Regions from separate parts of the Mus musculus genome. Here region 2 is linked to region 1. The links are chromatin contacts, found by Hi-C in ENCODE. All regions are on one chromosome and are shown on one strand. The core of a region is the stretch at or near the end of the contact, and the rest is flanking DNA. Distances in the headings are between cores, read along the strand shown.

Region 1 (6,028 bases), core at 3,152-5,651:
TGTGAGTTCAAGGACAAGCAAGGCTATATTATGAGATCTTGTCTTAATACAAAAAGGGTTCAGGTCCAAACTGGACAACATAGTGAGACCCTGTCCTATAAAGATCGGTTAATCGTGTATATGAGGAAGACGGAGTAGAGTGAGGTGCCACAGCACACAGGTGCCCACACGGAGGTCAGAGGACGGTCTCTCTGGGACCCACTTTCTCCGTGTGCCTTGTCTTTGTTTCAGGCAACGTCTCTCCTGTTGCTTCCTGCCGATTCTGCCGCCTCTCTCATCAGAATGGGAGCACTAGAACTGCCAATTCTAGCCAACGCATCTACCCTTTCACAGAGGCTCAGTCATAGGTCATCGTGTTACAGGGCTCTAGCCGGCCGGCTTTGTCTTTATTTTAATTAAGAGCATGTAATAAAGACACACGGGAGAAGCTACATGTCGCAAAAACAGCAGAGACCTCCTAGCTGAAAACAGACTGGGTTGTGGCTCTGCATGATGAAACGATTACTGTGGATGGTAATGTAGAAGTGACTTATAAGGCCACCAAGGCCACTCTAATATTCCTTCTTTCACACTTGACAGTTCCTATAATATAGAGTACACTAAAAAAAACAAAGAAACCTGGGGCTGGAGGTGGCTCAGTGGTTAAGAGCATTTAGTGTACAAGCCTGAGGACTAGGGTCCCACTCCCAGCACCGGTGTTGCTGGTTCAGTGGTTAACAAAAGCCTGTAATTCTACTCCCCTTCTGGCTTCCACAGGCATCCTCCCCACCATGCCAAAAGCATAAAGCCACACACAAATTTCAAAACCAAACCAACCAACCAAACAATCCAACCCCCTCATTTACCTTCTCTGGTTCTTTTTTTAGATGAGACACCCCGACAAATTCTGCTTCCAGCTGGTAAGTCAGAGCCAGCACCTGGATATCTGTGGCAGAGAGGCTGGGGTAGTCCCCAGTTTTCTTGGAAAACTCAGTTACTGCAAGCAAACAAGAGATTTCTATCTTTAGTTAAGGGCAAACTGACAAGTCCTTGGATAACCACAGCATGGAAAGAACACATGTAGGGCCCAGAGAGATGGCTTATCAGTTAAGAGCACTAAAAAGGACCTGGGCTCAGTTCTCAGTATCCTCATGGTGGCTCACAACTGTTAACTCCAATTCCAAAGGATCTAACACCCTCTTCCAGCCTGAGAGCACCAGGCAGATACATGGCACGCATACATACATCATACATAGATACAGATACACACACACACCACACACCACACACCAGAACAAATGCCGTATGGGCCACTGAAATGATGGGCCACTACAGAGTAAAGGTGTCTGGCAGCAAATGCGACCACCTGAATTTGGTCCTGGGCGCTGCATGGTGGAAGGAGAAAACCCATCCTATCAGGCTGCCCTCTAACCTCATCTAAATTGTGCCATGCACAAATGTTTTCTTCTCGAAGGACTTAGAATCAATATTCCATCTGGGGGAGGTGGCTCACTCCTACGGTAATCCTGGTACTCCATGGAGACTAAAAATTAAAAGCTATCTTCAGCCTCATAAAAGTTCAAAGTCAGCCAGGCAGTGGTGGCACACGGCTTTAATCCCAGCACTCAGGAGGCAGAGGCAGGCGGATTTCTGAGTTCGAGGCCAGCCTGGTCTACTGAGTGACTTGCAGGACAGCCAGGGCTACACAGAGAAACCCTGTCTCGAAAAACCACCACTGCCAAATAACCAAACAGCAATAAGAATCTGTATCCCATAAAAACAGCGCCATCTACTTTCTCCTCTGTGACTGAGAAGTCCGCGTTCACCACCACCAAGCCCCGCCCGAGTGAGGTAGCTCTAAGGTGAGGTTCTCATCCCTGAGATCGGGGAACAAGGCAAGGCTGACAGACAGAGCTCCTCGGGAAAGCACGGTTATCAGTATACGCCTTTCTTCTTTCTAAGCTCTACTCTTTACTTCTGTACAGCAGCCAGATTAACAGAGGGTTTGAGTGCAGGATGGGACAGAAAGTTACCTGGGCTGTAACCACGGCCTCTGATGAAACCGAGAGAGGCACTGTGTACTAATGGTCGGTCTTTTGTGGTTTTTTTGTTTGTTTGTTTGTTTGTTTGTTTTTCAGAGCTGAGGACCGAACCCAGGGCCTTGCGCTTGCTAGGAGAGTGCTCTACCACTGAGCTAAACTCCCAACCCCTAATGGTCAGTTTGTTAAAGATTTTAAGAACAGCACACTATACTTGATCCACAGTGAATGGCACCGGCTACTACAGTGTTTGAGACACTGTCAATAAACACACAATTTTCTCATATCAGAAAAGTGTCTTCTTATAATAACGGCGTGAGTGACAGACACACTGCTACATTTCCTATAAAAATTGGTATTAATAGCAGGGCGTGGCCGTACATATCTTTATTTTTATGCTTATGAATGGCTTTGATATGTATACATGCCAGTCTGTCCACCACGTGTATGCCTAGTGCCCTCAGTTCAGAAGAGGGTGTCAGATGCCCTGGAACTGGAGTTAACAGATGGCCGAGTTGCCATGTGGGTGTTGGGAAGTGAACCTCTGCTTTTCAGAAGAGCTCAGTCACCTCTCCAGTCCCAGAATGGTACATACCTCCTTTAATACTAGGATGTGGGAGGCAGATGTAGGCAATTCTGAGTTCAAGGCCAGCCTGGTCTATATGGAGAGTCCTGAGCAAGCTGGACATAAAGAGGAGAGACCCTGCCTCTGCCTCAAAACAAACAAGCTTCCTTGGGCACCCAGCAAATGTTCCCAGTATCTGTAGTAAGATTCACTTACTTGCCGGCCAGTGCTGGTGCATGCTTTTGGCCCCAGCGCTGGGGAGACAGAGGCAGGTGGTTTGAATTTGAGGACAGCCTGGCCTACAGAGTTCTAGGTCAGCCAGGGCTACACAGAGAAACCCTGTCTCAAAAAAACAAAAACAAAAACAAAAACAAAACAAAACAAAAACCCTTTTTTTTAAATGCATGTGAGTGCTTTGTTAGCATGTAGATTATATGTTGACCCATTTCCTCCCAACCGTATCCTATGAGGTACTACTAGTATTTTGGAAAGTTGAAGCCACTTGACAGAGACCCTGTAACTATCAAGTCGGAGGGAAAAGCTACAGAAACCACTGCAGAGCAGGTAGAGCCCTGACCACCATCTGCCTCAGTGACGCCTCCACTCCCTACTAACCTGGATTCCTGAAGAGGACGATGACCCCTAGGCAGCTATTTTTTTTTTTTTTCAGAACTAATGCAAGCCCTAAACACATCCCCTTTCCTTTTTAAAATTTGTTATTTTTGAGATGAGATCTCACTACATATATAGCCCTGGCTTGCTTGGAACCTCTGACTTCAGAGGGCTTGGACTAAAAACATGTGACATCACACTGGGCCCAATCCCCTTTTATTTTTAATATGACAGTCTCACTACCTAGCTCAGGCTGGCCTGGGACCCATGACCCTGAAACCTATCTCCCCGGGACGAAGACTGCACCACTGTCTATATCGTGTGCCTTTTTCTTTTCTTTCTTTATTTATTTTTGTTATTTTCGAGACAGGGTTTCTCTGTGTAGCCCTTGCTGTCCTGGAACTCACTCTGTAGACCAGGCTGGCCTCAAACTCAGAAGAAATCCGCCTGCCTCTGCTTCCCAAGTGCTGGAGTTAAAGGTGTGCGCCACCACGCCCAGCCTGCATGCCTTTTTCTGAGTTGAGGTTGCCTCCACTGGAAACTATAATCACCCTACACACAGGACCACAGATCTAGGTTCTCTATTTGTAATTCACCCAGAGCCTTCTGTATACTTGTAGAGCGCTCTCGCACTGAGTCTTAGGAGTCTACACAACTTTACCTCATGTGTCCAATTTGCTAGACACTTCTCCAAGAGGTATATCCGCATGGTCTTCAGTCCTCGCGGAGGGGAGGCAGATATTATTACTATTTTCACGATAAAGCTTAAAGCCTGTGATACACCGTGGAGCGCACGGCTGGCACTATTAAAGCCAGGCTGAACCGACTGTCTCTAAAACAAACGCTGCCTGCTACCGATCGGGGCGGGTCTGTCTGCCACAAGGCTGGGCCGGGGCACTCACTCACCCAGCCGCACGTACTCTGGGAGAGGCTCCTTGAACCGAAGCTGGTAGGGCAGCACTGCCAGCCGCCTGCGCGTGGCCTTGTCGCGAATCTCTCGCACCACCTCCCGGATGGTGTAGATGTTCTTCCCGATGTCCTGGGGACAGACCGGCCCAGTTATCCCGCTCGCCTGACCCCACACGCATCCCTGGAGGGCCTCAAGCCCAGGCCCCGCGGCGGGATCCCCAGTACCTGCAGAGGCGCGTCCCTCAAGAAAGCTCCGGCATCAGCCACAACGTGCTCCACCGGCGCCATGTTGGCTGTCAAGGACAGACCGCGCATGCGTATGGAGCCTGCGCCGTTCTTGGGTTTGCACAGTAGTCTTCCTCAGACCGGAGGAACAGCTGCTGCGATTTCGCGGCGCCCCCTAGCGGCCACCGGCCACCCCTTCAGGACTGCGCGCATACACAGCCGCGCCGCTTGCCCTGCCTGGGGGGCTATGTGCATGATTAAAGTTGAGGGACTCCTTAAGTAATCGTCCTCGGAATTCATAGAACTTTCTTTACTTTTAAAGGAAAAACCTGTAGATATGGCATATGGTTGAAAGTCAGTAGCTAGAAACAACAAATCACAACAAATCAGTAGGGTATATTCGATTTTACAAGCAAGGAAGCCAAGCTGACTTGGCCAGATAACCTCCGAACTGACTTGAAACCACTTTTTAAAATCCGTTGTGTTATACAGCCACGCAGTCCTACTTTATTTGAATATCTTGGGACAATGGCTGTATTACTTTATACCTTTGCCCCATCTCCCTAAGCAAGGCACATGATTTTCTAGAAAATCGAACAGAAGGGGTAGTAATGACTATTAATGACTTCCGATTTTCCTTTCAATTCTGGGATTAGGAGATCTGGGCTACTACATGCTGGCAACGCTGATCTGAGCCTTTAGCAACTGCTTTCATTTACTCATCTGTCCCGTATCAAAAACCCTTCAGTGCCGGGATGGTACCTTCGTCTGACTTAAATATTTTCTGCATCCCCAAACATCTTAAATTACACGGGGGGTGGGGTGGGGGAGCATTCCAGGTGCTCCTGTGGGGGCTGGAAGACAACCACAGGAGTCAGTTATCTCCTTCTGCTAAGAGACTGCTATGGGGGCCGGGCGTGGTGGCGCACGCCTTTAATCCCAGCACTGGGGAGGCAGAGGCAGGCGGATTTCTGAGTTCGAGGCCAGCCTGGTCTACAAAGTGAGGTCCAGGACAGCCAGGGCTACACAGAGAAACCCTGTCTCGAAAAACAAAACAAAAAAAAAAAAAAAAAAAAAAAAAAAAAGAGAGAGAGACTGCTATGGAATACAGGTTCTCAGGCTAGGCAGGTAAAGATGCAACTTGCTGCCTCTTCATAGCCCTGGCTGTCCTTGAACTCAGAGATCTGCCTCCTTCTACCTCTCTTGCTCTGGGATTAAAGTTGTGACCACCAAACCTAATCCCCAAATATTTTATATCACCAATCTTCCTACCCCTCAATCGCTCCAATCTCTAGCTTCCAACAGTGCTGCCTGTTCTGAAATAAGACCCCAGTTGAAGACTATCCAACTTTATGGAAAATTTTCTCAGTGTTTTGGAATCCTTTCTCAGCTAGCTCCACTCCTCTGCAGGAGCTGACACTGCCTACTGTAGCTTCTTTCAGGATTTAGCTGGTTTTGGTGATTCTTTGCCTTCTCCCTGGCTTCTCACTCTTCATCCAATTCTCTCCTTTTTGCCTTGCAAACACAGTACCTTCTACCTAACTTTTTGCACCTTCATCAATTCAAGTTCTTTTCTTCAGCAAATAGCAACTATCTGCCAGGTATTAATGGCCACAGTATACAAACTCTAATCATGTATATATGTGAGTTTTAAATCTGTGCGTCCGTGTGCGTGTGTGCACGTGCGAGTGTGCGTGCG
Region 2 (5,872 bases), core at 3,083-5,582, 2.1 Mb after region 1:
CACACCTCAGTGGACAGTTAGATGCCCAGCATGGAGAGTTCTGTGTATAGCAGATCTGATTCTAAGCGAGGCCAGTGCTGGACCCCGCCTCACTTGTCCCATAACACTGTCCTCTACCCTCATCAGAGCTAGTGTAAATACTGGCTTCTTCAATGGATCACCCATCATTTCCTTTATCACCAATTTTCACAATAAAACAAGATCCACACACTCAAGCAAAGTTGCTGTCCTACAAGAGAGGTATCGTTCCTTAAACTTCTTCCTAATCCTAGTCTCAAAGGGTCAAAACCACCGGGGCACACACTATACAAACCAAGTTGTCCAATTAATGACTATTACTGTAAAAGTCCTTGTGACAGGAAGAGAAAGGCTTGCTGGTTCGATGCTAACGGACCCCAGGAGGGGTGCCAGGCACGTTACCTCTGTCTCTCTTGCGGTCATAGTCTCGATCCCGGGATCTCTCCTTCTTCCGATCCTTTTCTTCTTTAGATGAGGCATAGACCCCGTGCTCCCTCCGATCCCGCTCTCTCTGCCTACTGCGTTCCCAAAACTCTTCACTCACACCCCCGGGGTGGGACGGAGTCTCTACCCGAGCAGATCGGTAATGCCTGAAACAGGGAGAGTGAAGAAAGGGGTCTCCATGGCAGAAAACATTTCCCTCTACCTCCGACCATGCCAACAAGCAGTATGTCCTCTCCACTGCATCTCCCTGGTGCTGAAGGCCTGGACAGGGCTAGAACCCAAGCACTTACGTCCACTTCTTAGCAGCCTTCCCCGCAAATCCTTACCAGCTCCTACCTGCCACCAGTATCATGGAATCACAATAAAACCGTAAAGCTCTTAGGTGTCCGACAGGAGCTGAGGTGAACCTGGGCGAATATTTTCTGACCACCACTTTTTACCCTCTCTCCTTACCTGTCTCTCCGGCTACTTCGGCCAGCCTGGTCCTCGCTCTCCTCCTCGGCATCCTTCTGGTCATCCTTACTCTCCTCCCAGTCTTTGTAAGAAGAGACTCTGGACTTTTTCTTGTCCTCCCCATCATCCTTCTCCTCTCGCTCCCTCCGTTTCAGGGACGCCAGTAAGTCCAGCCCCAGCAGTGAAGGGCGGGGAGCAGGGGCTTTGAAGACATGCTGCTCATTGGCTGCACTTTTGGTCTTGCAAATAAGACCACCAACCTGAGAGTCCAAACTGGTGCCTTCCAAGCGATGGATGGAGGTATCCTCACCAGGGTCCTCCATCACAGGCTCTTATTTCTCTGAAAGGAAGGCAGACCGTTAGAACTGGACATAAGAAAACTCCGGTCTACTGTATCCCAGAATAACGAGTGCATTTAAGTGGCTATCCCTACCTCCCTACACTGAGCCCAGAACATCTTCTGCTAGCTAGTGTGTATATATGTGTGTTGTCATGCAGGTGCACATAAAGCCAGAGGCCAACATCAGGTACTTTTCTCAGTTGCTCCCTTATTTACTTTTGAAGATAGGGTCTTCACTGAACTGGGAACTAATTTGGCCAAGAAGCTCCTTGGGATCTGCCTCTGACTCTTAGCACAGATGTGCCTCTACTCATGACTCTCCATGGGTTCTGGGGATCTAAAATCAGGACCTTACACTTGTAAGAAAGCACCCACCACCGGAGCCACCTCTCCAGCCCCTCCTGCTACTTGTGAGGACTTCCTCACCAAATCACTATCAGTCTCTAAAAGCTGACCAGTTCCCACTCCAACACATCCAAAAGGCACAGAGACACATGGACACGGACCACACCCCAACACATCCAAAAGGCACAGAGACACATGGACATGGACCACACACTAGGATCGAGAAGGTGTCATCTAGACAAGAATCAACCTCACTAAGGGCTTCTTACCAGACTAGAATGATTTTTATAAAGAGAAGTATAGGGGAACTGGACTTAAGTCAGAAACCCTGATTAAAACCCAGGCGATTGAGCTGGGCATGATATGCACCTGTAATCTCAGCACGGGAGGTAGAGGCTCCAGAGGGGGGCAAGTGGGAAGCTAGTCTGGGCTACATAGTTTCACACTAGCTAGGATATTTAGTGAAGGATTCACTCATTTATATTCTTTCTCTCTCCTTCTCTTGCTCTCTCCCTCCCAGTTTGTCCCTCTGCCCATTATCTCACTCTTCTACAGAACACACTTCCTCCCACTTATGGGCCAAAATAATCACCTCTAGGAGTCCCCATTAGCTCCCTGCCTCTGAACACAAGCCAGGCATGCTTGCCTTTTTCATATGAACTGTAGCAGCACATCCCACTTCTCTAGTGAGACAAGAAAGAAAGAAAGAAAGAAAGAAAGAAAGAAAGAAAGAAAGAGAGAGAGAGAGAGAGAGAGAGAGAGAGAGAGAGAGAGAAAGGAAGGAAGGAAGGAAGGAAGGAAGGAAGAAAGGAAGAAAGGAAGGAAGAAATAAACTAAGTAACTAACTCACTCCAGGCTCTTGGCATTTTCTGGTTTTTTTGGGACAGTAAGCAGTTGTCTTGGTTAGTCATTAGTTCTCTATGTGTGAAACCACAATCACTTCTGCTTTCCACAATCCACAGAACCACTGTGAGAATCAATTGTTGGTACACTGATGTGACGGTTGCATACTTGGTATTATGCTCCTGTACCCTGACTTCCCTTCCTGGTTTTTGATATGCATTCTCCCACCCACCCATCCCATTCCCTTTAAGTCACAAGTTCCACAGAGCAGAGAAGTTAGCTAGCACACGATTTCACCATCCATATTCTACACACTTGCTGACTTTTGTTGTGGATCAGTAGTGGTTTGTGGGAAAAGAGAAAAAAAGCATCCCATAGCAGGCAAAAAAAAAAAAAAAAAAAATCTCTTGAATAACAAACTGTGTTCGCCAAAATTACTTCCAAGAAATGTTAGGAAAGAGCATGTCTGGAACGTGTTTCAGAGACTGTAAGACCTCCCAGGTGTTTGGCTGATGTCAAATTCATCTTTATCTAACACCACCCGATTATAAGCTTGGACCTATGTTGGACATGTAGTTAATTATTCTCATTCCGATTAAGTTTATAAAGCATGAGAACTGTGACTTTTGAATCTAGACTTCTTTTGCTGTGTTCTAATTAACATGCACAGCTCTCCCAAGGGGCGCTGCAACACAATGTGGATGAAGAAGCAAAAGTTTCCCGAGGTAGAAGAGAGAAACAAAGTCGCATCTTATATGCATATTAAGAAATCTTGACAGGAAGGCTGAGATACAACGACTTACATCCTAAAGTGTCATTTGCATGCAAGCAGAGACTACTGTCTGTCTTGTTAACAAATGGCAAAGTAAAAACCTGATTAGATATCATTTATTGAAAGCGAACAGGAAGTCAGACATTTCTCTGGACAGGAAATTATTCACAACACAGGACAAGGAAGGACTTAATTAGCGGCTCAAAATAGCAAATAAAGCGGTCCACGGCCAGACTATGGAGAAACATCGGTGACAAAGAAGCCACAATGGACTTCTCAGGTTAGCAACTGCTTACTGCATGCGTCGTTAATCCACTTGCTATTCTCAACAATACCGATAAAGGAAAAACAAGAGCCCTTTCCTCTTAGGGTTAATACTCTACTTATAGATTATCCGCCAGATCTAGTGGAGACTCTTCAGTGAGACAGGAGGAAGGCACCAGAAGCCCTACCCAGGCTCTCCAACTATCGGGTACCAGGTTCGCGTACTGCCCTAAACGAGGGCACAGGGAGGACCCCTGAATCTCCGTGGGGCCGTTCCCAAACACCGGGATGAGACCAGAACATGGACAAAGTCCGGAGAAGGCTGAATGAACTTCTCCGCTCAAGCAAATAGAGAAACTTGGGTAACAAGGACTAGAGGAACTCTGAAATCAGGGCCCAAACAGAAGCCGCGAGCCGACACCGGCCGCCTGGAGCCGCCATGGCTGCCGAAGGACAGATCTGGAAAGAGAAAGAGACGCTCACCTCACCAAGCACGACTCTCGAGGCCTTCGGTTCCTGATCTGGAGACGCCAGCGCGGCCACCGCTCGATCCGAGGGTCTCAAAGAGGCAAATTCCGCTGTTTGAAAGCGGCCATCATCGTCCCATAATGCCCTGCGCGGAGCCTTCTATCCGTCCAAAAAGACCATCGAGAGCAGCCCACAAATCCAGGGTTCCGGGACGCCAGAGTGCAACCCCGCGAACAGGCCTTCCGAGCCTCAGTCTCTTCCTCTGGGTTCAGAGTCTCCTTGCGACCAATCGCGCTTGGCGTAAGAGTCAACACCCCGCCTCTGGCTCGGGGGTGTGCAAGGGAGGACAACACGAGACCGGCCATGTTTACTAAGGGCGGAAATGACGTCACTTCCTGTCGCTGGCGGCCAGTGCAAAGTGGAAAGGAACTAAAATAATCTTGTCGGATTACCGGACTATTGACTGGGGCGCGCGGTGGCACGTTCGTTTTCTGCGTCCGTGTTTCTCACTTCCGTTTGGGAGGATTTTTTTTTTTTTTTTTTTTTTTTTTTCCTGTCGGAGGAAGCGTTTCTAAGGATACAGCCCAGGTTAGTTGGGGTCTTTCCCAGGATGGCAGTGAGGAAAGAGGCAGTTGTGCCCTAGCTAACCGGTGGAGGAGCCCGGGTTGCTGACATGTAGACCGAAGTGTCCTCCATGGCACCTGTGAACCAGGGGGAACCCAACCACCAGGTTCTTATCAAAAACATGCGTTGGGTGTTTTGTAGACGTCAGCCCTGACGTAGATTAAAGTGACATACCGCTGTAATCCCAGCAGTTGTGAGGTTTAGGCATAAAGATTGCCACAAGTTTGAGGCCACTCTGGGGTACTAAGCGAGATCCTTGGAAAATAAGTTCATGTTCAGATATGTCCTTTGGTTATATCTTAGGATGCTTATTTCCATTATCCTATGAAAGCATTACACGTTAAGTTTCTACAAAAAAGAAGAATCAGACTTTACATACTGCTTCCGAATCTTTTCTTAGTAGCTGTATAAGATAGTTCGCAAGACTACTACTATCAGTGCCCTGTTGACAGACATGAACATAGGTCTTTGTGTCTATGTTCATATTCTCAAAAGTAGAGCTGTTGTGTAAAGAGGAGGCCAGTTTTCTTTCCAAAGAGCTTTTGCATCCAAATTCCAACGAAGTAGGCATGCCTCCGCTCTCTCTCCATTCTGAGTGTTACCGTCTCACTTGGTGTTTGTAGACTCAATGCATTTCTTAAATCTGCCTTTTAACTTGCTATCCTTTGTCTACGTGCAAAACTTGGCTTTCCAAATGTGTTTAGTGTTCATAATTTTTATGATTCTCCATTTGCATCCCTCATGCGAACACTGTCTTGGATGTGGTGTCGCTTTCCCCCTCCTTCCAACATCTGGCCTGTAGCACACCGACCCTCTCTGGTGACACGCCACACTCCCCCTTCCTCTTTTTATTACTAGTACGGGATTTGCTTACGTGAATTCTAACGGCGAGACGGGTCCAAATTCTCTTTGTGTTTCTCTTTCATCAGTAATTTGTTCTACACTCACAGTTGATGAAACCCCTCCTGGAAGTCAGCTTCCCTATTTAAAGGGTGACCTACAGGCTGGAGAGATGGCTCAGAGGTTGAGACCACTGACTGCTCTTCCACATGACCAGGGATTCAGCTCCCAGCACCCACGTGGCACCTCACATCTATCTTTAACTCCAGTCCCAGGGAATTTGACATATAGGCAGGAAGACATGCACATAAAACTATTAAAATAAACTGTGGCTTATAGGTGGAACAATTTCATTTCTTGTGTAAATTTTATTCATATCTTATGTGTGCATTGTTGTGTATGTGCATGAGTATATACTCATGTATATACACCTGTCAGTGCATGTTTGTACACCAAAGGCA

Evidence for each region. Hi-C counts contacts between places; a loop is a spot of excess contacts on that map.
Region 2: a loop to region 1 is called in a map of gastrocnemius, with 4 times the contacts of the local background. The contact joins the promoter of Dhx38 here to the promoter of Nob1 in region 1. A Hi-C loop is called at or near these places in 2 of 37 maps with a recorded cell type or tissue (gastrocnemius and left cerebral cortex).

The regions. Positions count from the first base shown.
Region 1 is chr8:107,420,637-107,426,664 of GRCm38, forward strand. Nob1 (NIN1/RPN12 binding protein 1 homolog) reads right to left here and starts at 4,402. Exons shown (of 9, transcript NM_026277.3): 1 at 4,330-4,402; 2 at 4,102-4,234; 3 at 846-976. The coding sequence starts at 4,392.
Region 2 is chr8:109,561,529-109,567,400 of GRCm38, forward strand. Dhx38 (DEAH (Asp-Glu-Ala-His) box polypeptide 38) reads right to left here and starts at 4,333. Exons shown (of 27, transcript NM_178380.2): 1 at 3,963-4,333; 2 at 916-1,255; 3 at 421-608. The coding sequence starts at 1,238. Txnl4b (thioredoxin-like 4B) reads left to right here and starts at 4,364. Exons shown (of 4, transcript NM_175646.4): 1 at 4,364-4,535.